Linked DNA regions of Homo sapiens: region 2 is linked to region 1. A link is an interaction called in ENCODE POLR2A ChIA-PET data of the cell type or tissue named here. Cell type or tissue: IMR-90. All regions are shown on one strand. Each heading gives the region's core, and the rest is flanking DNA. Links, peaks and the distances in the headings are about the cores only.

Region 1 (5,515 bases), core at 154-5,153:
TCAGTATCCTTTCACAGAAAAATGTCTAAGAGTATGTGGCCAGTGTGTGATGGGAACCGTGCTATATTTCTGGTCTCCTGATTGAAAGAGACCACAGCAATGAAAGAAAAAGGCAAGGCAAGGCACCCTTATAGTTGGTATCTGTAGCTACGCTTTGTTTTCCCAAATGGATTTCAAACACCTCTATATTTTCCATTATTCACATGTGTTGACTGATACTTTATTGTGCAATGATTAGGTGTCCACAGAATCATCCCAGGCCCTGTAGATGGTACAAATATGAATAAGACAGAATCTCTGAACAGAAACAGCCCCTAGCAGAAGAGAGGGAGCCCATGGGCAAACAGGGAGATTCTGAGTGGCATCAAAGAAGCACAGCAGAGAGGCAGGCTGGCCAACTCTGCCCGAGGAGCTGGGCGGAAATGGGTCCCAGAACATGGGAATTGCTGCTCCACCGGGACCAAGGCTGAGAGGGAGGACTCCCTTTCAACTAGCAGAGAAGAGAAACGAGAGTAAGATCTGTTGAACAGCTGCAACCCAGCTGGGGAAGAAAGGCACACACAAGTGAAAGAGGAATCATTCAGGACAGGATGAGCAGTGATGGGGCAGAATTTTATTAATTCCCAGGGCCATGCTAGGCATACAGCAGATGCTTAAAAAAATACTGGCTGTATGATTGCTTGACTCTGAAATAAATTAGTACATTTTATTTTAAAGCAGAAGTATGTATGTTACTACCCAAGTAAATGAGTTCTAGTTCTCAAATATCAACTGTGCATACTTAAGCATTAGGGCTTCCCCCAATGCTACACTAGCCTTCAGGATGCCTCCTCACATTAGTCAAGAACACATCTTCGCCTTATTAACCCAAATAAGCCATGGGGAGGAAGTTAAACTTGCCGCCACCCCAAATCGAATACTGTAGCCCCAAACCGTGAGGCAATTTTTAAGGAATATCTACCATTTGGAATTATTGCTATAACTACTTCCCCACAATGGGGACAGGAACACTGGAGATCCACCAGTATGTATCACTAAAGACTAAAATTCCAACCACAGGTGTTGAAAGTAGCCCAGTATTGAGGTATGGGAACCCGTGCAGTCCTCAGGCTCTGAGAAGGAATGATGCAAAACCGAAGACAATATGCCATTTGTGCAGACATTTAGAGAGAACCTAAAGGTATTACATGTGACACTATATATATACATAGATGTGTGCATACATTGTATACATACATATATTTTTAAAACAGTATAAGCAGGAGTCTATTTTCCAAAGCTTTGAAAACAAAAACTAGTAGAAATTATGCAATTTCTTCAAATACAACATGCCAGAATTTCAAATCTGGTACATCTAAAATTTCAAATACCATATACTAAACCCTATTTGGGTCCAGAAAAGCAACTTCTGGCTCTCCTAGTACCAAATTGTGACTGCCTGAGTGAGCCGTAATTAACAGAAATCAGCTTTCTCAGGTTCCAAGAGTGGCTCCCAGAGAGGCTGTTCCCAGCCATGCAGGCCCCACCCAGGGAGAAGGAGAAGACCTAACTTGAGCCAACTCACCTGGCAGGGCTCTCTCGAAACTCCTGCAGGCCCCAGGCAACACGCTGTCACTGTCAGTGCATTTTAAATACCCTTCTAACCTCTACTATCAAGCTAACAAGACCAGTACAGAATTCTAAACCCTTCTCTTTAGCCTTTTTCTCTACTTTACAGCCACAAAAGTGCTTATAAATTATGCTAGTCTGAGAACATGGATTACACAAGAAACACGAAAAAATGACTATGCAGTTTTCAATTTAAAATTTCTGTTCGCTATACAAAACTAACAAGGATTTTTAAAAATACTAAAAGCTTAATAACTAACATCCACCAAAAGCCATCAATGTGTGTTTTTCTTTTCTTTTCTTTTTTTTTTTTTTTTTTTTTTTTTGAGACAGAGTCTCGCTCCGTGGCCCAGGCTGGAGTGCAGTTGCACGATCTTGGCTCACTGAAACCTCCGCCTCCCGGGGTTCAACTGAAACTCTTGCCTCAGCCTCCCAAGTAGCTGGGATTACAGGCATGCGCCACCACGCCCAGCTAATCTTTGTATTTTTAGTAGAGACGGGGTTTCGCCATGTTGTCCAGGCTGTTCTCGAACTCCTTGACCTCAGCTAATCTGCCAGCCTCGGCCTCCCAAAGTGCTGGGATTACAGGCGTGAGCCACTGTGCCTGGCTGATGTGCATTTGTCTTATGCAAAACTTACACAATAAATCTAAATAACTGTTTCCTACTCTATAAAGAGCCTTAAGTTTGACACTTTAAACACTACATCATCTTATCTACTATCTTAGAAATGCCTTGTAGTAAGCTTTTGCCTCTAACACAATCATGAAACATTCTCGCTATTTTTCTTTCTCTCTCCTTTCACTACCAGCATTCCATTTTCTAGCTCCTCCCTTCTCTCTCTTATCACATCCTTCTTTTCCTTTGACCCGCTCTACTAAACGACTGGTCATTTGCTCACACTAAGATGTCTCCCTCTCCCAGAAATCTCTTTTTCCTCCCAGGCTTTTCATTGACATTGGCCTGCAGTCTCTTGCCACCTGGCCTCCACCTCACAACTCAAATATACCATCAGGGGGCATCTGGGCTCCCAGAAGCCCACAGCCCCTACTGGAACAGCCTTTGGAAATCTTCTAATGCTGGAAGGGTCCTTCTCCTCTGATCACTGTTTGCCATCTGCTGCTGCAGAAAGGGTTTGAGATTTTGTTGCAGTTTTTGCTTTGCTTTTCTCCCAATATCATGAATGAGTTGACTCTTAGCTTTCCTGCTGTATGTGAAAGATCACTAGTCTAAAACACAGGAAGGCTAAGCTTACACACACACATATGCGCACGCTGCACATATATACACATGTGTCATATGTTTATATCTTAACTCCCAGCAAGAGTTGACTTTACAAAAACAATGATATAAACCCTCTGCTTCCTGTAACAGAAAAGCTACCCGATACTTCTAAAATAAAATTCTTAAGGGTTTGCAGAAGTGTTTAGCATTATATGAAAAAGAATACCTCTTACAGTACTTGTTTTGAGGCACTTCATTCCCAAAACACATTTTCCATTGTTGTAATCTTTTAAAGTGCTCATCTATCTGGCTTCTACAGCAATTTGCGAGTGTGAAACAAATATGCAATTCACAGAGGGAAAAAAGGGCAAAGGCTTAATTTACGATACTCTCATTTGCCAGAGTGTAGAGCTGTGGGGCACAGCCACAAAAGTGATTGTAAATTCCACTGGTCTAATGAACAGATACAGTTTTCCTAATTTTTATTGCTGTACTCCACAGCTGAGTGATTGTCAGGCCAACGCCAAAGCACAGGTTCCATTTGAATGACATATGGCTTCAGTCAACCAGAGAGATGTTCAACATTAAACAACACAAGTAGACAGAACAAGAATACAAAATGCCAAATTAGCCCTCGCAGAACCAGATACCCTAGTACACATCTCAGTCCTTTGGAAGAGGCTCCGAGTGCGTGGGTATGATGCGAACACTCCTCCCTGGCCCCTTGCAGCAATGCACAGGGCACAGCCGGGATAGGCTGGTGCGGAGGAGAGCCTCCATGGGCACTGGAGTCAGAAGCTGTAGTTCCGCCCTCAACAGCTAACTGTCCTACCTACATCAGACTGCTTTACCTCTTTGTCCAGCAGTTTCCTTACCTCCTCCTTACAAAATGGCACTACAATACTTCCTCCACCTCACTCAATGAAATGCTGATGCAAAAACACTTCCTAAATGGTCAATCACGATGCAAACAAACCCATGATGATGACAATTCTCTTACCAACAAACACTTCCTAAAGCAAGCCCAGTGCAATTGCAAGCATTAAAGCAGCAATGTAGCGACCACCTGTCCAACCATTTGGCTGCCCAAGCTATGAACCCTCTTCTGGGATTTGGGTAACTCCTCACCTTATTATGAGCCTGATAGGAGGCAGACTCCACTTCCCAAAAGAGAGGCTGGAAAGGCCAAACACTTACTTGCTTTCCCAAACTAGAAACTAGAGTAACTGGAGTTACAGGCAGCTAGATTATTGACCCAGCCAATCAGATGCACATGCCCTGGTCTTTGACTCATTAGCCAGTAATACAAAGAAACAAGGAGAGGAGGAACTTCTCCTTGCAGTACACACAGCAATACCCAATTTCAGGTGTGTGCACATGTGTCTGCCACCAGGATGCCAGTGGGGCGATATGGAGGTACAAGTTGTGTCTGGCATGCTCAGGTCTTCTCTGTACTTGTGACCTGTTTTTGCAGCATCCTCATGGTGTGGTCTCCCTTGTTCCTGCCCTTCTGGCAATTCTGTGAGCTTCCCAACAGCCTGTCAATTCCTTTTCTGCTTGAATTGGCTAGACTCGGTCTTCATCGCTTACACCTAAGAATCCTCGCTGACACAAGGTAAAATGGTACCTTGAAATGGTAGCCAGATAAGTGGAGAAACTAAAGGAGAGCCTCAAAATGTGTGGCACCACAAAGCAAAAACAGAAGGCAGAACGTGACGCCCAGCTGGCAGAGGCATGAGGAAGGGCAACCGCCTGATCAAGTATGTAGAGTGAGAGAAGCCCTTCAAAAGATCTTACGTAACTAATCAAAAGTCAAGGATAAACATGGGCCAGACGCGGTGGTTCACGCCTGTAATCCCAACACTTTGGGAGGCTGAGGCAGGTGGATTACTTGTGGTCAGGAGTTCGAGACCAGCCTGGCCAACATGGCAAAACCGTGTCTCTACTAAAAATACAAAAAAAAAAATTAGCTAGGTATGGAGGCACACGCCTGTAGTCCCAGATACTCAGGAGGCTGGGGCACGAGAAGTGCTTGAACCCGAGCAGCAGAGGTTGCAGTGAGCCAAGATGGCACCACTGCACTTCAGCCTGGGTGACAGAGCGAGACTCTGTCTCACTTAAAAAAAAAAAAAAAGGATAAATATGGTTATGCAAGAAGGCCTACAGGTGGCATGGACCCAACTTTCAGAGGCCGGCAGCTCCAATGTGTTCCTTCTTTTAGCATTCATTGAGACCTTATGTGCCAGACTCTGAAAATACTCATGAGGGTCACAAGTTCAGCAGGGGACACATTCAATAGCTACAGGTAATTTTAATATAGGGAGACACGTTATTGAAGTAGACGTTGAATAAATGTAGGTGGAGCCAGCAGGCAAGGAAGAAGCACGGAGAAAGAGACACCTGAAGGAAACAGGAGAGGGGAAGGAGTGCGGGTCCACAGGCAACAGTACAGCACAGTGCAGAGTGAAACACAGCACCATGCAATCTCGAACTGCAAGCATCTCAGTAAAGTGGTGCTTAGATCCAGGCTGGAGAGCTGAGAGCAATAGGGGTGAACAGGAAGACAGGAGTCCAGAAGGGTCATGCCATCAGACTCACAAGTTTGGATTTTATTTCACAACAGATATTCACTAAAGAACTTTAAGCAGGAGAATAACATATCAGATTTTCATTTTATTTTAACA
Region 2 (5,515 bases), core at 347-5,346, 1.2 Mb after region 1:
GCAGGTGGAGAAAGGAAGACCAGTGGGAAGGGAAAGATGCAACAGGAAATCTGACTACTGGGCAGGAAATGTGTTTCTCCCCATTATGCCCCACCCACCAATGTTTCTAGGGCCCCTTCAGTTCTATAGCCTTTCTCATTCTGTTTAATGTTTATTTCCTCCTTCAACAATTCTCCCTCATGGCTGAGATTTCATAGCTTTGAAATGAAACATTCTTTGTCTGAAGTTGTTTGCCTTGGATGATCCTTTCATCTTATCTCACTTTTCCTTTCCACACATTGAATTCTTTTTCTCCTCCTGAGTTTTATGTCCTGCTTTTAAATTAAGTTACTGAGGGAGTTGTGTAAATTCTTTTAGGCTTTAAGAATCCATATCCTTGTTTTGAAATTCTAGAGACTCATCTAACTGTCAATGTTTCACAATCTCATTTCAATATTGAAAAAAAAATCAATTGTTAAAGAGTTACAATGCCCATAGCCTGTTTATAAGATCAGAAGATTTAGTCACATAAATTGATGGTTATAAAAACTGAGTAATTTACTTGTATAAGCCTTTTATTTAATAAATCCGTGACTAAAAGTAGAAACTATGTAATACAATATTAATGCTTGCAACTTTTAAAGATAATAATAAATAAAACACTAAAACGTCATTTTAATTCTTAAACATGTTAATGAAGGGAATATACATGCCCCAGTTTTTATGAAATAGATAACATGCTGTGAAGATGGGAATCCATCTTACAGAAAGTGAATTAAATTCTAGATGATAAGTTCTCTTTTTGGAAAGTTTTGTGTTGGTTTAAGTGTTGTTTTAATTATAGACTACCACATAGTTAATGGAAGAGGTGGCGTCTGAATGATGACTTTGAGTTAGATATGTTTTGTCCTGATCTCAAGTTTAAGGGCCATCTTTATGGGTGATGCGTCACTATTTAGAAGGCATTTTCAGCTTCTTTATCTTGAAGAACAGAACTGAAGGGAAATGTCTTCAGTTTCTGAATCACCTTTTAATAGGAAGTATAGCTAACTTCTGATTGGAATCAATATCTCAACCAGAAAGTTTGAGAAGAGTTTAATTAGCCTCCATGGTTCCACTTCATGATTTCATAGAGCAGTTTTTTGAAAGTCACGTCAGTGACTATCAGTTTACTGCCTCCGTCAGCATTTTGTGAATTCCGGATTACCATTCAGCAGCGCCACGTCCTATGTGTGCAGCACTCAGGACTACTGAGCAGACAGTGCTGCCAGAATAGCAGTGCAGACTCTGGTGGACAGACACATTCACACAGGATATAGATAATATAAAATTGAAAGCCTCTAATTATGGTGTGATCTTGAGGATTGCATTGTTTCAGCTAAAACTTACTTTCTTTTGCAAATAGTGGGTCAACACGCAGGCTCTAACTTTGACAGCTGAGATAGAATATGTGGGGACAGAGCTTTCTTCATTTGTTCTCATGAACTAAAAACCAGTAGAATTTTCCCCTGTATTTTCCTGTTATTCTTGTTCAGCTAATATGCATGCCAAGCCACTGTTGGAACACAAAGGAACATTGTTCCACTAGATTGAAAATTGAACTAAAAATTTATTTGAAATGATAATTTGTTTTCCTCATATCCAAGATGTGGGAAGCTTTACGACTAGATTTGCATTTTTTAGGGTTTTTTTGTTTTGTTTTGCTTTCAGGCAGTATGTCTGAATCCAGCACAAAATCTAAGGCAAGTCTGAACATTGACGTTTCTAGACCAAGAATAGGTGTGTTCCTATTACTTGAAATACATTACTTGAAAACTCATCAATCAATGCTAAGGGGAAAAAAGGGATGATTTAGAAATTAAGTTTCCTAACATGATTATATAAATTTGCCTAATAGTAAAATCCTACAAATCAGGATACATTATATCAACATAAGAGAAAGTTAAGTTCTAATTATTATTGTTAATTTGTTGGCAAATAAAAAGAAACCAGTCACTATATCTGAAAATTCTGCCAATGTAACTAATATGCTAGACCTTTTGACAATATATCAAAAACAAACAAAAAGGAAGCAGTTAAAGCATCTGAGGGTTCATCAGGCATGTTTAAAAAAATCTGAATAAATGGCTGTTCTTTGAATTGTATGAAATGTTTGACACCCTGTATTTGAAACCTTTGTTTCAAGCTTACTGTATTTGCTGTGTGCTCCTCTTCTAGTTGTATGGGTTATTTACTGGATGGATGACTCACAGAAGAAAATATACATGTTGTTTTACCTTCTAGTGTTTGGCTTGATTACTAATCTTCCCGTGCTGAGGCAGTGTTACAAATGTGAGAAATTTAAGTGCATCAGTTCCACATGTAGGCTTGCTGAGCAGAGTGATACAGAACAAAGATCACCAGATGGGTCACAGGGCCGCATTCTAAGGAACTGTATTAGGCTGAATCACAATGTTATTTTGCTCTTAGGCTGTTAATAGTCAGCTACTGTTTCAGTAATTTTAAAAAAGCATGAAAAAGAAAGAAAGCAGTTAATTAAAATATCAATATCATACTCTTATGAATTTGTTATATATAACATAGAAGAACACATTAGACATATCAGACTCAACATCCAGGTATTTTGACAATACTGTTTGGAATGCTCGCTGAAGAATGGGGTGTTGATGGGTACAAATACACAGTTTGATAGAAGAAATAAGACCTAGTGTTTGAAAGAGAGTAGGGGGACCATAGTTTACAATAATCTATTGTGTATTTCAAAACAGCTAGAAGAGAGGAGACAGATACTTAAGATGATGATATCCCAATTACACTGATTTGATTTTTACAAATTATGTGATTGTATTAAATTATCACATGACCCTGAAATTATGTGCATCTATTATGTATCAATAAAACTGATTAAAAACAAAGTTTAATTTAAAAAATAAAAATAAGTCCTTCACAAAAATAAAAGAATGGAGTATTGTCTTAATGATTTATTTTTTTACTTGATTTATCCAGTATTTTCATTGGCCTGTCAAGACTCCCAAATTAAAACTGTCCAGAGAGAACAGTATGACTATTGCCTCTACAGTTTAAAATCTTGAGTTGTCACATATCAAGAGTATGGGCAGTCCCTGCTGTTCTATATGGCTCGTTTTCCCCTTCTGCTCACTCAAAGTGTCTAATTAGCAGCCACACTTATTTCTCATTGCCTTTAGCTCCTCAATCAAGGATTTCTGGTGAAGGAACCCTGCTGTGGGTGCTAGAATTTTTTTAAAAAAGAAACAAAACATGAAACTCATCTTCATGTAATCAGCCTATAAACACCACCCCTTCATCACCAAGGGAAAAGAGAATGATTTTCCATTTCCTATTCCAAAAACACTACTAAGACTATTTTTAGTTTACTTTATCTTTTTATGTCTGATCTTGGTAATTCTTTTGTCAAGATGGACATAAGGAGAGAATAGAAGAAAGAAAAAAAATTGAAAATTCTTAGAATCAAGTGAATTGCTTATGAAACCTGGAAACACAGGCAAATGTCCATCTTGTTGTGAAGAACACCTTCAGTCTATAAATACATAAAATATGACCCAAATAACGCAAAGACTTAAAACTTTGAATGAGGCAAGCAAAACTATATCTGTTAGGTATTTAATGGGTTATTTAAGCTAGAAAATTTTAAAAATATGTCAAAGGAATTCATTCATTCAACAATAGTTAGTAGTGTCCAGTGTCCCAGGCATTTTCTTAGGTACTGGGGATAAGAGTGAGCAGAACGTGATCGCTGCATCTAGGAGTTTAGAGCACAGAGATAAGAAACAGGTAATTTAAAATGCAGTGTGTAAACCACAAGGCATTTTAGGAGATCTAGGAGAGACACAAATGTTAAGAGCATAGAAATGTCCTAGTAGAATTGACATCCAACCTGTGTCCAAAATGATGAATAAAGCTTAGTAAGGCAAAATAAAATACATATATATACTTCTAGAATGGCAGAATGGCGAGTAAAAACCTCTGAAAATTCATTCTTCCATTAAAGCAAAACAACACTTGCAAAAATGGTCGACTTTTTCAGAATGCTGAAAATTAACCAGCACCTTGCAACAATGTTAAGAGCATTATTCCAGAAAAACAACTGAATCTCAGTAAGAACAGCAAGTGCTGTGGTGTTTTAATTTGGTTTATTTCCAAATTATGAAAACCAGCAGCCCAACAGCCCCTGGATAGGGCAGAATGGGGTTGAAGCTCTCCAAAAGCCTCATCCCCAGAGAACTGTCTCTATTTGACCTGTCTGCTACCTCCCTGAAAAGCCTTATTCTTAGCGTTTATCTTTTTTTTTGACCTGACTCAGAGCTCACTCTGTGCAAGCATTTGTAGAAAACAATTAGCAGTGGCCAGGCGCGGTGGCTCACACCTGTAATCCCAGCACTTTGGAAGGCCGAGGCAGGCAGATCACGAGGTCAGGAACTCGAGACCATCCTGGCTAACATGGTGAAACCCCGTCTCTACTAAAAAATACAAAAAATTAGCTGGGCGTGGTAACGGGCGCCTGTAGTCCCAGCTACTCAGGAGGCTGAGGCAGGAGAATGGTGTGAACCCAGGAGGCGGAGCTTGCAGTGAGCAGAGATCGCGCCACTGCACTCCAGCCTGGGCAACAGAGACTCCGTCTCACCAAAAAAAAAAAAAAAAAAAAAAAAAAAACCATTAGCAGTAACTGTTTAATAGTACAGGTGCCTGAGGCAGTAATTCCAGTTGGAACTAACAAGAAGGTGACCAAAACATATAAAGTAAAAAAGTGGGAAATGAAACGTCCACAGAGTGCTTTTAAAGGCCCCATATCTGGAAATTTAGAGGGCTGGCCAGGCGCATGTGGAAGACTGTTTACGTACTCAGGAAAGATCTGAGAAGGTCCTTATCTCTCATCTCTGACTGACCATGAGGGCTGTGCAAGCAGGAAGTGAAAGCTAAGGCGGACCTGTGAGTTGCCTGTGAAAGCATTGAAGGCATGCCCCAACACACACACACACACACACACACACACACACACACACACACACGGAGAAAGAGAGAGAGAGAGAGAGAGGAGAACTCCTCTGCAAAGCCTGGGAGACTTATTGATTGCATTCATTAGCTGACCAGTAAGCTAACTGAACACACCAAGCATCAGTGGATGCAAGTGATAAAGAATACAGATTCAGTCCAGGAAATTCATGAAACAAAAAACAGTCACTAAACAAACACACAAACAAAAAACTCACAGAATGTGGTGCGGAGGTGGGGAAATTGGATTTCCACACTTGCTTTATTACTTAAAATGTTCAGTTTTCAACAAAAATTTATGAGATATGCAAAAACAATGGGAAAGGATGATACATATAAACAAAAAAAAAGAGAAGTTAATAAAAAAGGTACCTGAGGAAGTTCAGATTTTGGACTTACTAAACAAAGTCTAAAACAGCTATAAAAATATGGCTAAATTTTTTTTAATTCATGTGCTAAGAACAATGGAAAGAAGGTGTGAGAATTCTATCTTACCAAATATAGA

Evidence for each region. ChIA-PET counts read pairs that join two places held together with the same protein. Peaks named below come from ENCODE experiments on the same cell type or tissue, not always from the same donor. Only the 100,000 strongest peaks of a DNase experiment are listed, where the experiment ranks them.
Region 2: POLR2A ChIA-PET joins it to region 1 with 5 read pairs; 1 of 35 experiments calls an interaction of 5 or more read pairs at or near these places.

Annotation. Positions count from the first base shown.
Region 1 is chr6:156,877,159-156,882,673 of GRCh38, reverse strand. All of the region lies in intron 2 of ARID1B (AT-rich interaction domain 1B), which reads right to left. Among named protein-coding and RNA genes, the nearest start is that of MIR4466, 100 kb to the right of the region's middle. RefSeq lists enhancers at 433-502, 513-562. In IMR-90, for the core only: no CTCF peak of the experiment used is centred there; a DNase peak (open chromatin) is centred at 2,883.
Region 2 is chr6:155,642,293-155,647,807 of GRCh38, reverse strand. No RefSeq gene overlaps it. Among named protein-coding and RNA genes, the nearest start is that of NOX3, 190 kb to the right of the region's middle. RefSeq lists a silencer at 4,572-4,778. In IMR-90, for the core only: no CTCF peak of the experiment used is centred there; a DNase peak (open chromatin) is centred at 2,287.